2 separate regions of the Homo sapiens genome follow, and region 1 is linked to region 2. A link is a loop called in an ENCODE intact Hi-C map of the cell type or tissue named here. Cell type or tissue: dorsolateral prefrontal cortex. All regions are shown on one strand. Links, peaks and the distances in the headings refer to the core of each region. The heading gives the core; the rest is flanking DNA. Region 1 overlaps RBFOX1 (RNA binding fox-1 homolog 1). Region 2 overlaps RBFOX1 (RNA binding fox-1 homolog 1).

What was found. Hi-C counts contacts between places; a loop is a spot of excess contacts. Peaks named below come from ENCODE experiments on the same cell type or tissue, not always from the same donor. Only the 100,000 strongest peaks of a DNase experiment are listed, where the experiment ranks them.
Region 1: a loop joins it to region 2, with 2.8 times the contacts of the local background. A loop is called at or near these places in 2 of 110 quality-filtered maps.

The regions. Positions count from the first base shown.
Region 1 is chr16:6,800,713-6,810,153 of GRCh38, forward strand. The region is part of intron 3 of RBFOX1 (RNA binding fox-1 homolog 1); the gene reads left to right. Among named protein-coding and RNA genes, the nearest start is that of RBFOX1, 790 kb to the left of the region's middle. In dorsolateral prefrontal cortex, for the core only: no CTCF peak of the experiment used is centred there; no DNase peak of the experiment used is centred there.
Region 2 is chr16:6,721,052-6,730,492 of GRCh38, forward strand. The region is part of intron 3 of RBFOX1 (RNA binding fox-1 homolog 1); the gene reads left to right. Among named protein-coding and RNA genes, the nearest start is that of RBFOX1, 710 kb to the left of the region's middle. In dorsolateral prefrontal cortex, for the core only: CTCF peaks have their summits at 5,092 (motif pointing right) and 5,298; no DNase peak of the experiment used is centred there; H3K27ac peaks cover 2,038 bases.

The sequences.
Region 1 (9,441 bases), core at 534-8,533, 80 kb after region 2:
AAAAAGACTCCTTTTATCTTTTAGATAAAGTACAAAGTAAGGGTCTCTAGAAAGCAGTAGATGACAAAGTAGCTTTTGAAACTAAAATCTCATGTGAGTGACTGTATAAATAGCATACAAAATGGAAGGATTTTTCATTTTCTTCTGGTTGTTTTTCTATGTAGTTGGAAGTTAATTCACTTCAAGTGGAAATCTGGAAACTAGTTTGCTATCCGTCTTGCCCCTGTTTGAGTATCTCTCAAGGGTATCTGACAACAGTGTGGGAAATCAATAAATGTTTGTTCAATAAATGAAAAAGTGAGAATCATTTAATTCAATGATACTTAAACTTGAACATGCACAAAAATCAGACGGAGGACTTGTTAAAAGTGCGGATTGCCATTCAGTAGATCTGGGGATTGACCTATTAAGCATTTCTGATATGCTCCTAGGTGATGTTGATGTCTTGGAACACACTGTGAATGGCAAGAATCAAGATTGAACATGCAAAAAAAAAAAAAAAAAAGTAACGTTACATATCATGTATTTTGCCATGCAATTAAAATGCTGGGAAGTGTGATGATGATTTTGTCCTTTAGAACATATAAATGGGATCTACAGTTGAGAGAGAACCATACAAGGCTCTTGGTAATGGTCAGGCTTATGTATTTAAGGTGTAATTGCATCTATCTTTATACTAGTTCCTTTCCCTTGGGAACTGCTCAGCTGAAGATAAATAAGCAAAACGGGCACATGTGTAGCCTAATAGCAAATATAAAGATTATTGAGCCAGTTTATAGTGACTCAATAAAATTCTGCTTGTCATGGGTAAGCAAAAGTCAGGGCCCTTGAAATTTAGGGTGCAGCAAAAGGAAGCCCATAATTGGGGTGGAGGTTGGGGAGATGGCCAGGAGACTCATGTGTCCATCAGGAGACAGCTAATTGGGCAGGAAAGGTGTTTCTGGACCAAACTGAGGGTCACACTGCTATTTCTCGTGGTCTAATAATGAGGTGCAGATGAACTGGGGAGGAAGAGAGTTTTTATTTCTGTAACCAGTTACAGGGAGAAGGTCTGGAAAATATTGCCAGACCGACTCAAAATTACAAAGTTTTCCAAAGATTATATACCTTCTAAGTTGTATGTCTACATGTAAGTGTGCATTCATCTGAAGACCTAAGTGGTTCATTTATTGTCATCTGTACCTAAGATCTGAGTCCTGAGGACCTTCATCTGGACCTTCAGTAAATTTAATCTAAATGGGTCTAGGTGCTGGGGTGATTACCCTTATCTTGTCTCGTGCTAATCATGGAGGTTGGGGGAGTTCTTTTAGACCCCGCAATAAACTTGTTTGTGGAGGCCTGGGGAGTTTCTTCAGATCCCAGTAAAACTTGTTTAATCCTAAACAAGTCCTGTTAAGAAATCCTTCAGTATCTTGTCAGGATTTAAGCCCCAGGAAAGGCCTGGGCACAATTCTGGGTGGGCTTTGGTTGCATCCCAGCCTTTGTAGATGGGCTCTGGCTGCCTCAGCTTTTATTATTTAACTTAACCACTCAGTCAGTGCCGAAACAGTAGTTGTGGAGGCCTGTGTTAGTGAGACCTGATTTGCCACACAGGGTCCTGTTGTGCTTCTCTGGGAATTTCATTGCTTGGATGTTATTTGACATTTCCCTTTTAACAGTTAATGTTAGAAAGTCCATGTTATGGCCTGGCGCAGTGGCTCATGCCTATAATTCCAGCACTTTGGGAGGCCGAGGTGGGCACATCACCTGAGGTCAGGAGTTTGAGACCAGCCTGACCAATTTGGCAAAACCCTGTCTCTACTTAAAATACAAAAGTTACTCGGGCATGGTGGTGCACACCTGTAATCCCAGATACTTGGGAGGGTGAGGCAGGAGAATCGCTTGAACCTGGGTGGCCGAGATTGCAGTGAGTTGAGATTGTGCTACTGTACTCCAGCCTGGGTGGCAGTGAGACTCCGTCTCAATTAAAAACAAAAAAAGTGCATGTTATTTGATGGTTTTTATATTCCTTTATTCATTTCGGCAAAAGCCATTCCCCCACGTTGTTGTAAGAATCTGATTGTTAGATGATACTCTTGAAGTAGGCTGACCCAAAATATTTTTCGGAGACTTGGCTATGAAGAATTTTATAAACTAACTTAAGTTGCCTTTCTTTTAAGGAGCTGACATAGTGGAATTGTGCAAAGAAGTTATTTTAGTTTCCCTTAGGGTTAAATATTTATTGAAGAGGGAAGATGGCTTCTTCCACAACAATTTTTATTTTCTCCTTTTCTAATCTGTTCTAAAAGTCTTTTAGCTGCCTTGCTACTAGGAAAAGGGACTTACTCATTTCCATTGAACTCAAAATGTTACTTTGTGTGTGTGTTTAATTTCCCCATCACCCACTCTGCAGACTCAAAACCTCTGAGCTAGACCATGCCTTGATTTTTTTTTTCTTTTAAATGCCATGAGTTAGACATTTAAGGACACCAAATGATTGAAAATAGTCGAAAATGTTCACTTGACCCTCATTGCCTATGACATTGCTGTTAGCTTTCTGCATGAAAGTGCAAACTTCAATTTTCAGGAAGGCCCACATCCCAGAACTGGCATTGTTTCCTTAGTCATTGGAAGCAGAAAACTACAGCAGAAGTGTTGCCTCCAGCCGTACAGAGAAGAACAATCTGCAGGCACAATCTGGAAACCTTTCCCAGTGAAGGGAGAAAGTGAGAGTGGCGTTCTGGCCTTGGAAAAACAAACATTTGTTATTACTTTCCTAGGGACTGAAATTTTTAGCTCCCCAGTGCAATCTGTGTATAATCTAGATTTCCAGATTTCCTAAATGGAAAACAGATAAACAAAAATCAGCCTTCTTAAATTATGTATGGTGGTAAAATAAAGTAACTGAGAAGGAAACAGGATTCCTAAACCGAATGGACTTTAGCAAAAGAATCTTTCACCATTAATAATTTCTCCCTGAACAAATATGCAGATATTTTACCAGACAGAGAATAGAGACTTTGTTTTGGCTTATCTTGCTTAAGAGTAATTCTGAGAATCTATTACTTGTGAGAGAATAAGATTCATAAGGAATGTTCGTTAGAGAGTTGTACTGGGAGATTCACAGGCTACATTTCTAATTTTTTCCTAAAGAACTCCTTTTACAATAAAAAACCATGCTGTAAGCTGCAGAGTGTTGCTGAAATGTAAGCTTTTACCATTGTTGTAGATCTGGCATCTTGTTTAGAACCCATAGTTTCCTAATATTTGCACGTTATAACATATGAAGCTAAACTGTATAGTACATAAAACTCATACAATTTTTTTTTTTTCGAGATGGAGTCTTGCACTGTCACCCTGGCTAGAGTGCAATGACATGATCTCAGCTCGCTGCAACCTCTGCCTCCTGGGTTCAAGTGATTCTCCTTGCCTCAGGCATCCAAGTAGCTGGGATTACAGGTGCCCGCCACCATGCCCAGCTAACTTGTTTGTATTTTTAGTAGAGATGGGGTTTCACTTTGTTGGCCAGGCTGGACTCAAACTCCTGACCTCTTGATCCGCCCACCTCAGCCTCCCAAAGTCCTGGGATTACAGGCATGAGCCACCCAGCCCTGCCAATACATACAAATTTTAACTCCAGGGTAAATTGATAAGACTTCTTCCTTCATGGAAGTTAAATTCTAATAGGATCCCTAATGCCCCATCTAGCCCTGCAGTATTTCAGGTCAACAATAACTCTTTGCTGACTGAAGATTTGACTGGATGGTACACGCCCTCCAATGGAACTAACAGGCTCAACAGCTCTAGGTGCATAAATAATCTTCATCCTACAAATAAAGAATTCTAAATTGGACTCTAAATATTGTATGTGGCTACTGTGGAAGCTAGGAAGATTGATTGGATTAATATCAAGTTTCACAATGTGTTCTTTCATTAGGATGTCAGTAATGAGAATGAACTATTCATTAGAACAGCCAACTTTCTAAAGAATAAGAGTGCTGACCTCACACATGACTGGGGCAGAACAGGGTACTGTTTACTTCATGAGAGCCCTAGAATGGGACGCAGTGGATTGGGGGCCGTTCCCTACTCTATTGCCAAGTATGTGCATTTGCCACTCTGACTTCTTATAGGTAAAGTATTGGCAGTTATGTCCTCCATAGTCAATTTCATTCTTAAAAAGGCCATGTGTCCCAAACATTAACTGAAAAACAAAAAGCGAGATTCAAAGACTTCTCATATGCTGTTGGTCGGAGTGTAAATTAGTTCATTGTGAAAAGCACTGTGAAAGGCAATTCATCAAAGATCTGAAAACTGAATACCATTTGACCTACCAGTCCCATTACTGGGTTTATATGCAGAGGAATATAAATTATTCTACCATAAAGACCCATGCACGTGAATGTTCACTGCAGCATTACTCACAATAGCAAAGATATGGAATCAACCTAAAGGCCCAGCAATAACAGATTGGCTAAAGAAAATGTGGTACATCTACACCATGGAATACTATGCAGCCATAAAAAATGAGATCCTGTCTTTTGCAGGAACATGGATGGAGCTTGAGGCCATTTTCCTTAGCAAACTATGACAGGAACAAAAAAACAAATATTGCATGTTCTCACTTACAAGTGGGAATTCAGTGATTTGAACACATGGACACACAGAGGGGAACAGCAGACTTTGGGGTCTCCTGGAGGATAGAGGGTAGGAGGAGGGAGAAGAGCAGAAAAAAATAACTTGGGTACTTGGCTTAGTACCTGGGTGGTGAAATAATCTGTACCATCCCCATAACATGAGTTTACCTATGTAATGAACCTGTACATGTACCTCTGAGCCTAAAATAAAAGTTAAAAAAATTCTCACTTCAGTTATCACATTGAAAGGAATACAGATCATCAGACAATGAAGAGCAAATCAAATTATTCCTGGTATCTCTTCGAGGATGTTTACAAGGAGGGAAGTCTGTTAATGAATGCTGAAAACATGTGAAATTATCCTTACCATCTTGTCCATTCTGCATGCCTCACAATGTACCCTCCTTTCTTCAAGGTTTTTCCCTCCACTGTAAAGTCTGAAGTGTAACACCCAAGCCATGTGGAGATTTTCACATCTTCGCTGCCCTGTTGTCCTCAGCATCTATCTCCGCCTTTCTCCTTACAGTCACACTTGGCTCTTTCCAACACGAATCACTAGCCTTTACTTTCCCTGTTGTATCTTCTTTACTCATTGCTTTAGTTCTAAACCATAGAATTCCAAAAGCCAAGCTGGAAAAGGAGGAGTTACCTTTTGTGAGGTGAGAAGGGGAAAAACTGTGGGTATTCATACTCAAAATATTTGCTAGTTGCAGCTCTATAAGAAGTCATCCAGCAGCTTGGAGAAGTATATGGTTCACAAAGATGATTCATCCAAGAACCAGTTTGAATATTTAGATGATTTAGAGTGGAATTAGTTAGAATAGAAATGAGTATAGAATTGCCACAGGTCACAATATAAGAGAAAAATTAGCAAATTAATTAATTGGATGTTGTTCTATAGCCAGTATTTGTTTTAGAGATTTTTATGAAGTACTTTTCCTTCCTGAAAGTCATTATAAAGCTTTGTAGTAACCTGATAATGTTGAATATTTACTTTAATGTCATCCAAAAAACTATAGAGTTTTGAAAGATGGAATGAGAAACTGGTCTGTAATAAGGAAAAACCAGAAAGACTGTAATACATTTGCATCTTTTTCAAATTCATATGCTAACTAGAGCTAACAAATGTTAAATAATTTCAGAAAGTATCTTTGCTGGGCCTATTCTGACCAGTAAATAAAAGCATTTGAATGAGTTCACCATCTTACATGGATAGTCTGTGGAGAAGAAATGGATTTTAAAGAGCCTGAACTAGTTCCCAGCAAATTTGATCACATCATTGGTTTTTTAAAACATGTCTTTTACCTACACGCGGTAACAGATTTGTATTATATGCGCTAAAATGATAATATTGATATTAATGAGGTGATATTGTCTTACATGTATTACCAGGGGAGCATCTTTCTGTTTTTTCTCCCTTTCTTTTTCTATTTTTTCTTTGTTTCTTTTTCTCTTTCCTTTTCATTTATATATATAAATAAATATATAAATATATATATATATATATATTTTTTTTTTTTTTTGAGAGAAAGTCTTGCTCTGTTACCCAGGCTGGAGTGCAATAGCATGATCTCAGCTCACTGCAAACTCCACCTCCTGGGTTCAAGTGATTCTCCTGCCTCAGCCTCCTAAGTAGCTGAGATTGCAGGCACGTCTCACCACGTCCAGCTGATTTTTGTATTTTTAGCAGAGATGGGGTTTCAGCATGATTGCCAGGCTGGTCTTGAACTCCTGACCTCAAGTAGTATGCCTGCTTCAGCCTCCCAAAGTGCTGGGATTACAGGTGTAAGCCACCGTGCCCAGCCTCTTTTTTTCCTTTTAATAAAACACTGGTTACAATGTGAGAAACAGATTGGAGATTGGACAGGGAGACCAGTTAGGAGTCTGTTCCAGTAGTTCAAGTGACAGCTGATGCCCTCTTAAACTAAGGTATTGAGGGAGATGATGGGAACTAAACAGCAGATTCAAGAGTTCTAGGGCATACAATGAAGAGAACTTGGCAATAAATTGATAATGGGAATTTTGAGACAAGGATGAGTGAGTCCAAGTTGATTTCTGCATTTAGGGTTGGTTGACTGAATGGTGGTGCCATTCACCTGGATGGGAAATGCTGGAGGAATGTTGGAGTAGCACACAGGGCTGGGGTCCTGAGTTCTGCACTCACTAATGGGACTTTGCTTGTCCTATGATATTAAGATGCATACTATGGCGGAGTGTGGTGGCTCACACCTGTAATCCCAGCACTTTGGGAGCCTGAGGCAGGCAGATCACAAGGTCACGAGATTGAGACCAGCCTGGCGAGCATGGTGAAAGCCCATCTCCACTAAAAATAAAAAATTTGGCTGGGCATGGTGGCAGACGCCTGTAATCGGAGCTACTCGGGAGGCTAAGGCAGAAGAATCACTTGAATCCAGGAGATGGAGGTTGTAGTGAGCTAAGATTGTGTCACTGTACTCCAGCCTGGTGACAGAGCGAGACTCCATCTCAAAAAAAGATGCTTATTATATATATAGTTCTATTGAATATGTATGTTAGTATATATATCTAGTTCTGTTGAATATATATTATTGTGTGTGTGTGTGTGTGTATATATATATAGGGTATAATATGCATATGTAATATATGCATTATATATAATATGCGTATTGTACCCTGTATATATATATGCATAGAACTATATATAATATGCAAATTATACCTTGTGTATATGTATATATACTATCCTATACAATAGAACTATATATATATAATCATACTCAATAGAACTAGATATATATAGGATGTAGCAATATGCATAGAACTATATATAATATGCATATTATACCTTATATATGTGTGTGTGTGTGTGTGTATATATATATATATATATATAGTTCTATTGAAGTATGCACTAGCTTCCAGCATGTAGCCTTTATATTCTACTGATGCCCCATCACTTTGGAATTACCTCTTATCTTTTTCTCTCCTGCCTTTCTAATATCACCCCACCACTGATTCCCATCTGATTATGCCTACTTCACTGAAGCACCCTTGTCACTCCCTTCAATGCCTAAAGTATTGCTTTCTTAAGTGCTATGGAAGCAGAGTTCCTTTTCTTGCAGTGAATAAACTACATCCCAAGGATCTCACCCCTTGCTTCCCCAGTGAATAGCTCTCAGATGGAAAATAAAACAGCACCATTACTCTCTGAGATTAAGAGGGACAGGTTTGCATACTCAACAAACATTGTCTGATGGGGAATAACTGCCAAATTTATCATCTCAGGGTGTTGGTAGTTGTTATTTTAATGTAAATTTTGAATAGATAATAGATTAATATGAATCTTATTTTACCAGGCAGAAAAATGGTATACAGTGAAGAGTAATGCTTCCTCCAACCTCTGCCCCCAGGTAATACTGTTCTTTTCTCCACAGACAAATACCTGGTTATCTCTGGGTCTGGGTATTAACTGTATCTGTGTCTTCTCCCAGTCATAACATACAATATCTCTAATTCATAGAAAATCACTACCTCTTACCAAGGGAATACTTCCTGTAACACCTTTAGCAGGGAACAATATCGGATAATCCCAAAGCAAGATGTTAACGCAAACTAAATATGTCCTGAGAAGGACTCTGTACTTCTATATTTGAGTCCTTGTGGATGAACTGTAACCTAGCTTAATAGACAAGACTGAAAACCTGACTTAGGAGTATGCACCTGTAACAATAGTTGAGTCTTGGCCAATCCCAGCCGCCATACTTCAACCACCCATAGACTGCTAAGTGTTCAAAAAAGGCAAACACCAACCTGTCACCAGTTCAGCTGTTTGTGTACCTCACTGCTGATTTCTGTAAGTCATTTCCCTTTTTCTGTCTATGAATTTTCTTTCACCACCTTGGCTACGCTGGAGTCTCTGAATCTCATGTGATTCTGGGGGCTGCCTTCTGAATCGTTCATTGCTCAATTAAACTTCTTTAAATTTAATTTGGCTGAAGTTTTTCTTTAACCAGAGGGAAGAAATAAACTAATGTAGATTGCCTCTAAGTGCCAGCCACTGTGCCAGACACTTTCTAAAGGTGCATTTTTAAAGAATTATTTTTTAAAATTTTTGTGGATATACACATAGATGTATTGATTTATGGGGTACCTGAGATACAAAAATATTATCTTCCTCATCTACATTGAAGAGCTGTCATTCACCCCAGGAGGCAGTGTGGAATAAGTTTCTGTGCACCTGAGACTATATCCTATTGTATATGAAGCCTTCAACCAAAAGTGCCATAACCTTGGTACAGAATTGCTACCCCATCCGAAGTCCATAGGAACACAGCATAGAACAAACTGAAGTCTGAGAAGTTCAGGTGAGATACGTAGAGCTGCAGAAGAGGAGTTTTTCATTGTCTCTGAATTGGTCTTTCTCAGCGACAGAGTTATTTATGAGATGGGGCAATCATAGAAAGCAGTGGCTTTTAAAAAACACTTCAGCTGCCAAAAATCTTATTCCAATTCTCTGGAAGAGTGCTGTCGTACCAAGTGTAATTCACCAGTCCGGTGCCTTTCTGGAAGTTATGAAATTGGAGAGAGTTGCTTTTGTACAAATGAATAAACACCACCAAGATGAGCCTACCCGCTTGTCCTGAGTTGAGATTGATATGATCAGACATCTAGAGCTTGTTCTCCTGGGTGTCTCTCTGAAAAAATTCTCTTCTCTCTCACCTTTTTTTTTTTTTTCTGTTAATAAGTAGACAATGCTCTGGTCTGATGGGGTCTCAGGAAGGAAACTGGTATCTATCTTTTCTTGTCAACATTTACCAACAAATATGCCTCTTATGGACAGGGATAG
Region 2 (9,441 bases), core at 420-8,419:
AATAAACAGTAGAATATTGCCTCTTCTGATAGCTCAGTGTTTGCTTTATGTAACCATTTTAAAAAATGTAATTGTGGTAAAGTACACGTAACATAAAACATATCATGTTGGCCGGGCACGGTGGCTCACTCCTATAATCCCAGTACTTTGGAAGGCCAAGGCAGGTGGATCACCTGAGGTCAGGATTTTGAGACCAGTCTGGCCAACATGGTAAAACCCTGTCTGTACTAAAACTACAAAAATTAGCTGGGCATGGTGGCGGGTGCCTGTAATCCCAACTACTTGGGAGGCCAAGGCAAGGGAATCACTTGAACCCGGGAGGCGGAGGTTACAGTGAGCCGAGATCATGCCACTGCACTCCAGCCTGGGGGACAGAGCGAGACTCTGTCTCAAAAACAACAACAACAAAACCGTGTTAACCATTTTTAAGTGTACAGTTCTGTAATGTTAAATGCATTCATATTTTTGTATAACCAATCTGCAGAACTTTTTCATCTTGTAAGATGGAAGCTTTATGTTTGTTAAATAACAGCTCCCCATTCTCCTTACCCTCCAGCTCCTGGCAACCACCATTCCACTTTCCCTCTTTGTGAATTCCTATTCTAGCTACCTCATACATGAGTAGAATCACACAGCGTTTGTCTTTTTGTGACTGTCTTATTTAATTCATTAATGTATTTGTTTAATTAATTAATTAATTAATTTTTTGACCCAGGCACTGGCCCTGCAGCTGCTTCCTTTTGGGCGTGGAAATTCCCACTCATTTCAGGGATCACGCTCACACGCCTATTGCAGGAGTATTAGTAAGCACCCCCCACCAGCCCACATTATCCCCCCAAAATAACGAGACCTCACCTGGCCTCTGCATTTCCACATCCCTGCTCAAAGCCAAATCCATTCCTGCTCCCTCGCCCTGTCCTAAGGTTCATCTGTATTACAGCATGTATCAAAATTTCCTTCCTATTTAAGGTTAAATGGTATTTCCTCCTATGTATCTACTGATGAACGCTTGGATTGCTTTCACCTTTGGGCTATTATGAATAATACTGGTATAAGCGCGGTTGCACAGATATCTCTCTGGGACCCTGCTTTCCATTCCTGTGGTACATACCCAAAAATGGAATTACCAGATCATGTGATATTTCTAGTTTTAAGTTTTGAAGGAACCACTATCCTGTTTTCCAAGAGGCTAAACCGTTTTGCATTTCCACCCACAGTGCCTAAGAGTTTCCACTTCTCCACAGCCTCGCCAACTTTTGTTATTTTCTGTTTTTGTTTGCTTGTTTGTTTTGGCGGTAGCCTTTCTAACAGGTGTGAGGAGGTTGCTCTAAGTCATCTTGGTCATGTCCTTAGGAAGTATATTATTTGCAGAGCAGCTGGAAACATCTCATTCTCTTCCATCCACTCCTTTCTGATGAAAGCGGCATATTCCATTGATGGAATATTTACCATGTAGATAAATACTTGGCATTTTGCCAAGTCATTTTGTATACTCAGTACCATGTTTGTGTGATATTAATGAGAACCTACAGACTTCTTTAGAATAATCAAGGGGTCCTTAAGTTTCTGTCTTGTGTACTTGAAAATATCCAACTGGAAACCATTTAAATATGGCTAAAATTCTGTGTCTCTCTTGCAGTTGCACAACCCATAATTAAATGATTTGTAGAAGCAGTCTGAATTAAGGGCCCCGTTCATCAATACTACATGAATTATGTAGGCATATCTTCATTTTTACATTATTTATCTCAGCGGCCAGATGGGTACATTGGCTGCAATATTCATCAGTAAGAAATCCAAATGTAGCTTTGGCACACTGACATCTGTGCCTGGTCTGGCCCCCCGTGGGGTAGAGTGAATATTTGTGGTTGGGGACTAGGGGGCCCTCTGCTTCTAGGCAAGTCAGGAGTTCTGCAAGTGATGGTATTTGACACTTTATCAGTCACCTCCTAAGTAGCTCCCATCAGAGATAAGTGGAAAGGATCTGAGAGCTACCCAGGCTTTGGGGAGGGGATGGGCAATGTCCCATGAGTGGTGATGTGGACACCAGAGTTTTCACAACGTGTTTGTCTTGGTTGCTGATGCTCTGTAAAACTCAGTAGTAGCTAATATTTAGGAAGGCAGTGTAATATAGTGGATAAAAGTGTGGGCATTGGGGTTTACATTGTGGCTTTCCCACTAATACTGTGAGACTTTGGGCAAGCAGTTTCTTCGTGTTTCTTACCTGGACAATCATTTAATATAGGCACCTACTGTATCAGAGTGGTCGTGAGAATTCACCGAGCATAGGCAGGTTATAACATTGAGTATAGCATGCAACTGTGGATTAAAAAGATAAAGACTTAAAGATACCACTATGGAGTTATCTCAAAGATACATTATTGGTGAACACACAAAAGGGCATAATGTTATGTATTATAGTTTTGATCTGGGTAGAAAAAATAATACAATTATAGATTGTGTTTGTATGTGCATAACATTTCTGGAAGGTTCTAACACAAGTCATTGGTTTACTTTGGAGAAGTGGATGGCAGTAGGGGATATCTTGAGTGAGCCCTGTTGTATATTGTGATCTTTGTTTTAATTTTACGATTTGCATATATTAGTATTTTTGAGGAGCAAATAGTCTGATTTTGAAAACAAGGAATGAGTTACAGAAAGCTGCATCTGTCTCGTGAAGATTTTTTTTTTCTTTGCAGTTAGACAGGAACCTGGTGATGAGGCTCCCCTAGACTTCTGGAGAGTCTTCCAGCTACGTACTCAAGATCTTAGCTTACTGACCTGTATGTTCTGCACGAGGTTCTCACCATTGTTTCCAGCTCCACACCCTGGCCAGATACAGAGCACTCACCCAGTCATGATCCATCAGGAAAATAGGAAGTTGGAAGTGGGCTCCACCTTGGCCCATTGCTGAGGGCAAGTAGGATTTTCACTTAACCGTTTGGGAGAAGTGGATATTTGCCTCTACTATGGTCTGAATATTTGTGTACCCTGAACATTTATATGAAATATTTATACCCCGGGTGATAGTATTAGGAGGTGATGAGGCCATGGTGGCAGGGACTTCATGAATGGGATTAGTGCCATTATAAAAGAGGCTTTACAGACCTCCTTGCCTTGTTGTCCTGATATGAGGACGGCGAGAAGGCATCTTCCATTTTTTTTTTTTTTTTTTGAGTTGGAGTTTCACTCTTGTCACCCATGCTGGTGTGCAGTGGTGCAATCTCTGCTGACTGTAACCTCTGCCTCCTGGCTTCAAGCAGTTCTCTTGCCTCAGCCTCCCCAGTTGGTGGGATTACAGGTGCACTCCAGCATGCCCAGCAAATTTTTATATTTTTAGTAGAGACAGGTTTCACCATGTTGCCAGGCTGGTCTCGAACTCCTGACCTCAGGTGATCCACCCACCTCGTCCTCCCAAAGTGCTGGGATTAAAGGCATTAGCCACCACACCTGGCTGCCATCTTCTGTGGACGAGGAAGCAGGCCCTCACCAGACACCAAATCTACCAGGATCTTGATCTTGGACTTCCCGGCCTCCAGAACTATAAGAAAATAAATTTCTGTTATTTAGAAGCCACCCAGTCTGTGGAATTTTGTTATAGCAGCCCGAATAGACTAAGACTGCCTCAAAGTCAACATTTAAGAGTTCAGATTAGACCATATAGGGTAACTTTTTTTTTTAATTTTAATTTTTATTCTAAGTTCTGGGGTACACTTGCAGAATGTGCAGGTTTGTTACATAAGTAAATGTGTACCATTGTGATTTGCTTCACCTATCAACCCATCACCTAGGTGTGCATTAGTTATTTTTCCTAATGCTCTGCCTCCCCCAAAGCCATATAGGGTAACTTCCTGACCTTGCTGTAGCATTTGTAAACTGTCATGGCAGTAGTGGGAGTGTCTTTTGGCATGCAAATGCATTACAAATAGTGTATAATGAGTAATGGGGACAGCCAGGAGTCACTTTTGTTGCCCTCTTGGTTTTGGCTAGCTTTTTTTTTTTTTTTCTTTTTTTTTTGAGACAAAGTCTTGCTCTGTCGCCCTTGCTGGAGTGCAGTGGTGCGATCTCGGCTCACTGCAAGCTCTGCGTCCCGGGTTCACGCCATTCTCCTGCCTCAGCCTCCCGAGTAACTGGGACTGCAGGCACCCGCCACCATGCCCAGCTAATTTTTTTGTATTTTTAGTAGGGACAGGGTTTCACCGTGTTAGCCAGGATGGTCTGGATCTCCTGACCTCGTGATCCACCCACCTCGGCCTCCCAAAGTGCTGGGATTACAGGTTTGAGCCACCGCGCCCGGCCGGTTTTGGCTAGCTTTTTAAGGCATCTTTTTACCAACGAGGTCTTTGTGACCTGTACCTGGTGCCGACCATCTGTCACATCCTGTGACTCACAATCCCCAACCTACCGTGAATGCAGCCCAGTGGGTCTCAGCCTTAGGGGATGAACCCTCAGTTTTGGGAATTGCCCACCCCTTTCCTGGAAAACTCACAAATAATCCACCCCCTGTTTAGCATATAATCAAGAGATAATCATAAAAATATCCAACCATCAGCTCTTGGGGCTGCTATGCCTATGGAGTAGTCATTCTTTATTCCTTTTAATTTCTTAATACATTTGCTTTTACTTAAAAAGAAGAGTTCAGATTAGTTCTTCTAAAACTCTATATTCAGGGTAGATTTCCATCTGTTTTCTTTTTCTATAAATGAACCAAAAATGTTGAAAATTCTATCATTTTAAGCCATTTTCTGGCGCCGTGTGTGCTCTTCAAGCATTGGGTTGTGCAATACTGTTTGCCTTTTTCCAGCAGTGTTTCTCATTTGATTTATCAGAGATGATACTTGGTAATTCAGTTTGATATTGTCCCCTGTATCTGATGATAAACACTTGAGGGAAACCAGGAAATCTATTTTTTATGTTAAATAATAACACTGGCCCTTTCATTATCCTTTCAGCATTGCAAATCACCCTTTCTGTCTCGGCAAAGAGAGAGGAATTAAGATTTGTTCCGTGTTGACTCCTACGTGATTATGTTATTCAGTGTTAAATATGAGAGAACTTTGTTACACAGAGCCAGGAGGGGGCAGTAAATTTCCTTTTTTACTGTTATTAAAAATGGATCCTGCGTTTCATGCATAGCAAGATCTCACCCGTTTGCTCTAGAATACCACTAATTCCTACCCCCTACCCCAGCAAGGGAAATTTTTGAATTCATTGTGACTCTGGTTTTATGTAACATTTCCATTAGGTTTTAAGTAGTGTGCTTTCAAATTACTACCTGTAAAGAGGCAAAAGCAAATTTTTGCATTTGTAAAAAAATAATAAATAAAAATAAAACGCTATTTTTTCTTTTTTTTTTTTTAACTTTGCAAAGGAGATAAAATCACGACTTGTCTTAAGATCTGCTTTAGCTCTTCCCGTTCCCAAGTAGGTGAAGGTGGAACTATCACTAGATAAACTGAAATCAAAGTACAGTGCCTGGACATGTTCAGGTTCTTGTGAACAATGAGAGAAGGCAAGGATGCCTTTAATGTACATAGCTGCTTTCCTGGTCATATTCTATCAGTTCAGCAAACACTATGATTTCAAACAGGTGTGCATGCCCAGAGAACTAGCTTGCTGATCAGCGTCTGGACTGGACCCCTGGGCTTGCCTGTGCGTTTTCTCTTCCTTCTGCTGTGGCTGCTGCTTCCTAAAACTTGTGTCTTTGAATATCATTAACTTACGTAATTGCTATGTTCCCTACCAGGGTACCTAATATATCTGGCTAGTTTTAAGGAACACCAAGTTCTCTCTGTGGGATGATTTGGGGGTGGCTTGGGAATTATTATTGGCTGTGCTATAAATGGCTGAGGAGGGAAATAAAGGACACTTTCAGGACACAATTAACACTTTCTAATGGCACAGCCTATGTGCTACCCAGAGACTGGGAGGCAGTGCAGACCCAGAGAAATAATGACATACGATGAGAGCGCCTCATGACCTTCAGGTATTTGGACTGAACACACACACACACAGACACAGAGAGAGACACACAAAACACACACAGACACACATAAATATATGTGTGTGTGTGTATATATAAAACATGTATATATTTGCCTTCAAAAGTCGCAATTCCATAGAAAGAAGAGGTGAGACTCACTATCCTGCAATTCTGACAATCCCTCAACCTGCAGACTGGACATTTCTGGTGACTTCTAAAAGGTAATAATAGGTTAATGTAAAATTAATTGCGTTTTTTGCCATTTCTTTCAGTAGAAAAAAAAACGCAATTGCTTTTGCACCAACCTAATAGAAACTATCTAAAGAATATTTTCTTAAGTATCCAGGTTCTCATTAGTCTTCATTTTACAATTGTTCCTGGTTTTTTTTTCTTTTTTTCCTTCATATTCCCCCGCTGCTTCCACCTACACCAGATGAAGCACAGGGCAAAAACTGGATTATACGCAAATTGTACACTGATTTATTAGCGTGAGCCAGGAGTTTAATGAGGGGAGAGGGAACCGTACAAACAGCTCTTGGGGCCTATGCTTGAGTGGAGTTGTGCCGCCATACTAGGTTTCAGTATGAATTTGGGATAGGGTCTTCTACCCCCTCCTTCCTTAAGGTAGAAATGAGGAATGTGTCTACTTACAAATGTCCCTGGTACACCTATCAAATGGGCTCACACGTGTGAGTCTCTCCATGAAGTACCCTGCTGAGTTCAGTAGCATCCGTCCAGTATTTGTTTTGTCAGGCATTTGAGGTCTTTAATGTTTTCCAGGACATTTGACTTTGTTTCTCTGTTCCTCCTCGGGCATGTTAGTGGCATTAACTTACAGTCCAGTATTTACCTGATTCCATTTTGAAATCATACAGCCTGTTTTGGAAGGCTAGTTCTACTACGTACGCACAGAGATGAAGGGAAGAAAATTATTTTGGTCTCTTTAAATTCCCTATCTGTAAATTGAAGAAATTGTAGTATTTCCATCCTCACAGGTTTGTTTTGAGATCTAAGTAACATAATGCAGTCAGGATTTTAGCATAGAGCTAGCCACCAAGTGAACTTCAATAAATGGTTAATATTTTATCATTAGTTTTGACTTTTGTTTTCATATCCATTCATTATGCTTTTTGGAAAATTACTTCAAGCAGTGTCACTTCTTACGGTCATTGTATCACCTTAAGTGAAGCTTCTGCAGGACTGCTATATTGTGGTATTTATGCCTTTAAGCAGTTTTCAGCTTGGGGAAATACAAGGTTGCAGTTTACTTATCAAATAGTGAAAAACGTAACTTGAGCAAATTTCTCTCCTGTATAAACAGTTAAATCCCAATGTCTTGTCGTTGTTTCTTCTTCTAGAAGAGGTTATTCCTTGAGCCCAGTTGTATTTTGTATGTTTCATAACCTTGGAAATTGTTCATCTCTATGAAGTAATCCCTTTTATTACATAATATAAAGGGAAGATAAAGTTTTTAATTCTCAACGCATCTGAAGTGGTGACATGTAGCAAACAGCTCATTATCCCCCACAAAAAGCACAATTACTCAATATAGGGAAGCAGTGCTTTCAGAAGCTGCCTCATATTGGAGCTGCCCCACGCTGGCTAATGTTGGATATTGATTCTGAATAATTCAAATAGCAATAAAATTGGGTTTTCATGACAGTCAATCAGAGGCATTTTATATTTAATGCTCAATAGAAGAAACACGGTGTCTCCTTACCTTCTGAATTTCAAAGCCATTAAACTAATTGTAGGTCATTATGTGAAATTTATCTGCATAATTGGAATAGTTGATCTAATTCATGTAGCATTCAAAACAGTGGCCAGAGAAGAACTGATGAATTTTTAGATAATGATATATATATAGTACATGTATACATATGCATACATACGCACACGTATATTTGTATACATACACACACTTTTAGTCAAAGTAGTGTCACTTTACCAGCATTCATTTTTGTTAATACAGTCAACAAATCATACGGGGATAACTTTAAATAATTCATTTGATCCTGTTTCTCACATATTCCCAGTGGCCTCAGAAGTGAATAGCTTCTGTTGAAATGGAGATACTAAACTAAGGAGTTTTGTTCTTTATATGATTTTGCTGATATTTTCTTCTTAGTTTTCATCTGTCTTTCCAAAATAGACTTACCTGGGAGATATATATGATTATATGTATATAATTGGGGTCACCAGACCCCAGGGATTCTGATTTAATTTACTTGAGATTGGGACCTGACGATCAAGATTTGTTTAGAAGCTCCTCAGTTGATTCTACTGTATAGCATAGAGTGAGAATCAAGGTAAATCTAATTCAGTCATTCACTCACTCATTAATAAAATAGTTTATCAAGTACCTTTTATCTTCTGCAGTCTTACAGGCGTTCTGACGGCTAAAAGGTGAGGAAGATAGTATTGTAGGAGCCTTCCCAGCAATCCATTAAAATGTTTTAAAGTGCCAGTTTAGACATAGAAACAAAGAAGATGTTTATATACAGCTGCCTGGAAAGCCTAATACTTCTGTCTCTGGGAATATTATCAAAACCCTAGAGGGAAATGGGCTTCTAAAGGGTTCTTGGCTGTGTGTAGAAAGTACCTCATTCTCTTCTAACTTTAGACTTGCAACCCTTAATATATGACCTCAGATTAGTTTGTTGGAAGGTAGAGTGACATATGAAAGCAGAATTCCACCTTACTTGGGAGTTGGGTCTTAAAGTCACACTCTGTGTTCACTTAAGTTGAGTTTGTTTCTAGCATGTGCAAAGCAGAGATATTTCTCCTGGTAAATGCTGAAGTATCGTGGGACAAATGGAGTTTGGAAGAAAGCTGCTTAGAAACGAGAATGGCCCAGGAGATACAACATGTAAAACTTGTACAGGATGCCCGACTCCGAGAAGAGATAATGGCTGATCAAAAACTCAGATCCTGATGCCAACAAATGACTATACTTGTTGAATATTTTTGTCTAGGAAGTAATTTGGAGAGCTTGGAAATAATCATGGAGATAATCTTGATGTTCTTTATATATTCCCAGGCTGCCTGTTAGAAAGACATCTCTCCACCTTGGCAATTCCTGCTTCCTTTGACTTAAGTATTTGCTTCCCTAAAAGAAGCCTTAAATAATTATAACTCTTTACCCATAAGGAGAAGAGGAGGGGACATAGGAACAAAGCCTGAGCAAATATATATGGTTCATATAGGGAGATGGTAGAACCGTACACCAGTGTACGGCCCTAAGGATGGGGGTAGCAATGGTGAGAATCCCTTGAATCTCATTCTTGCCCAATTTAGAATAAGAAATACATTATATAGTAAGCAGTAAGCATGTGGAATCTCTCTCTCTCTGTCTCTATCATCTGTGCATCTGTCATCTCTCTATCTCATCTATATCTAATCTATCAATTTATCAAATTATCTAATCTATCCATCTATCTAATTACCTAACTGTCTAA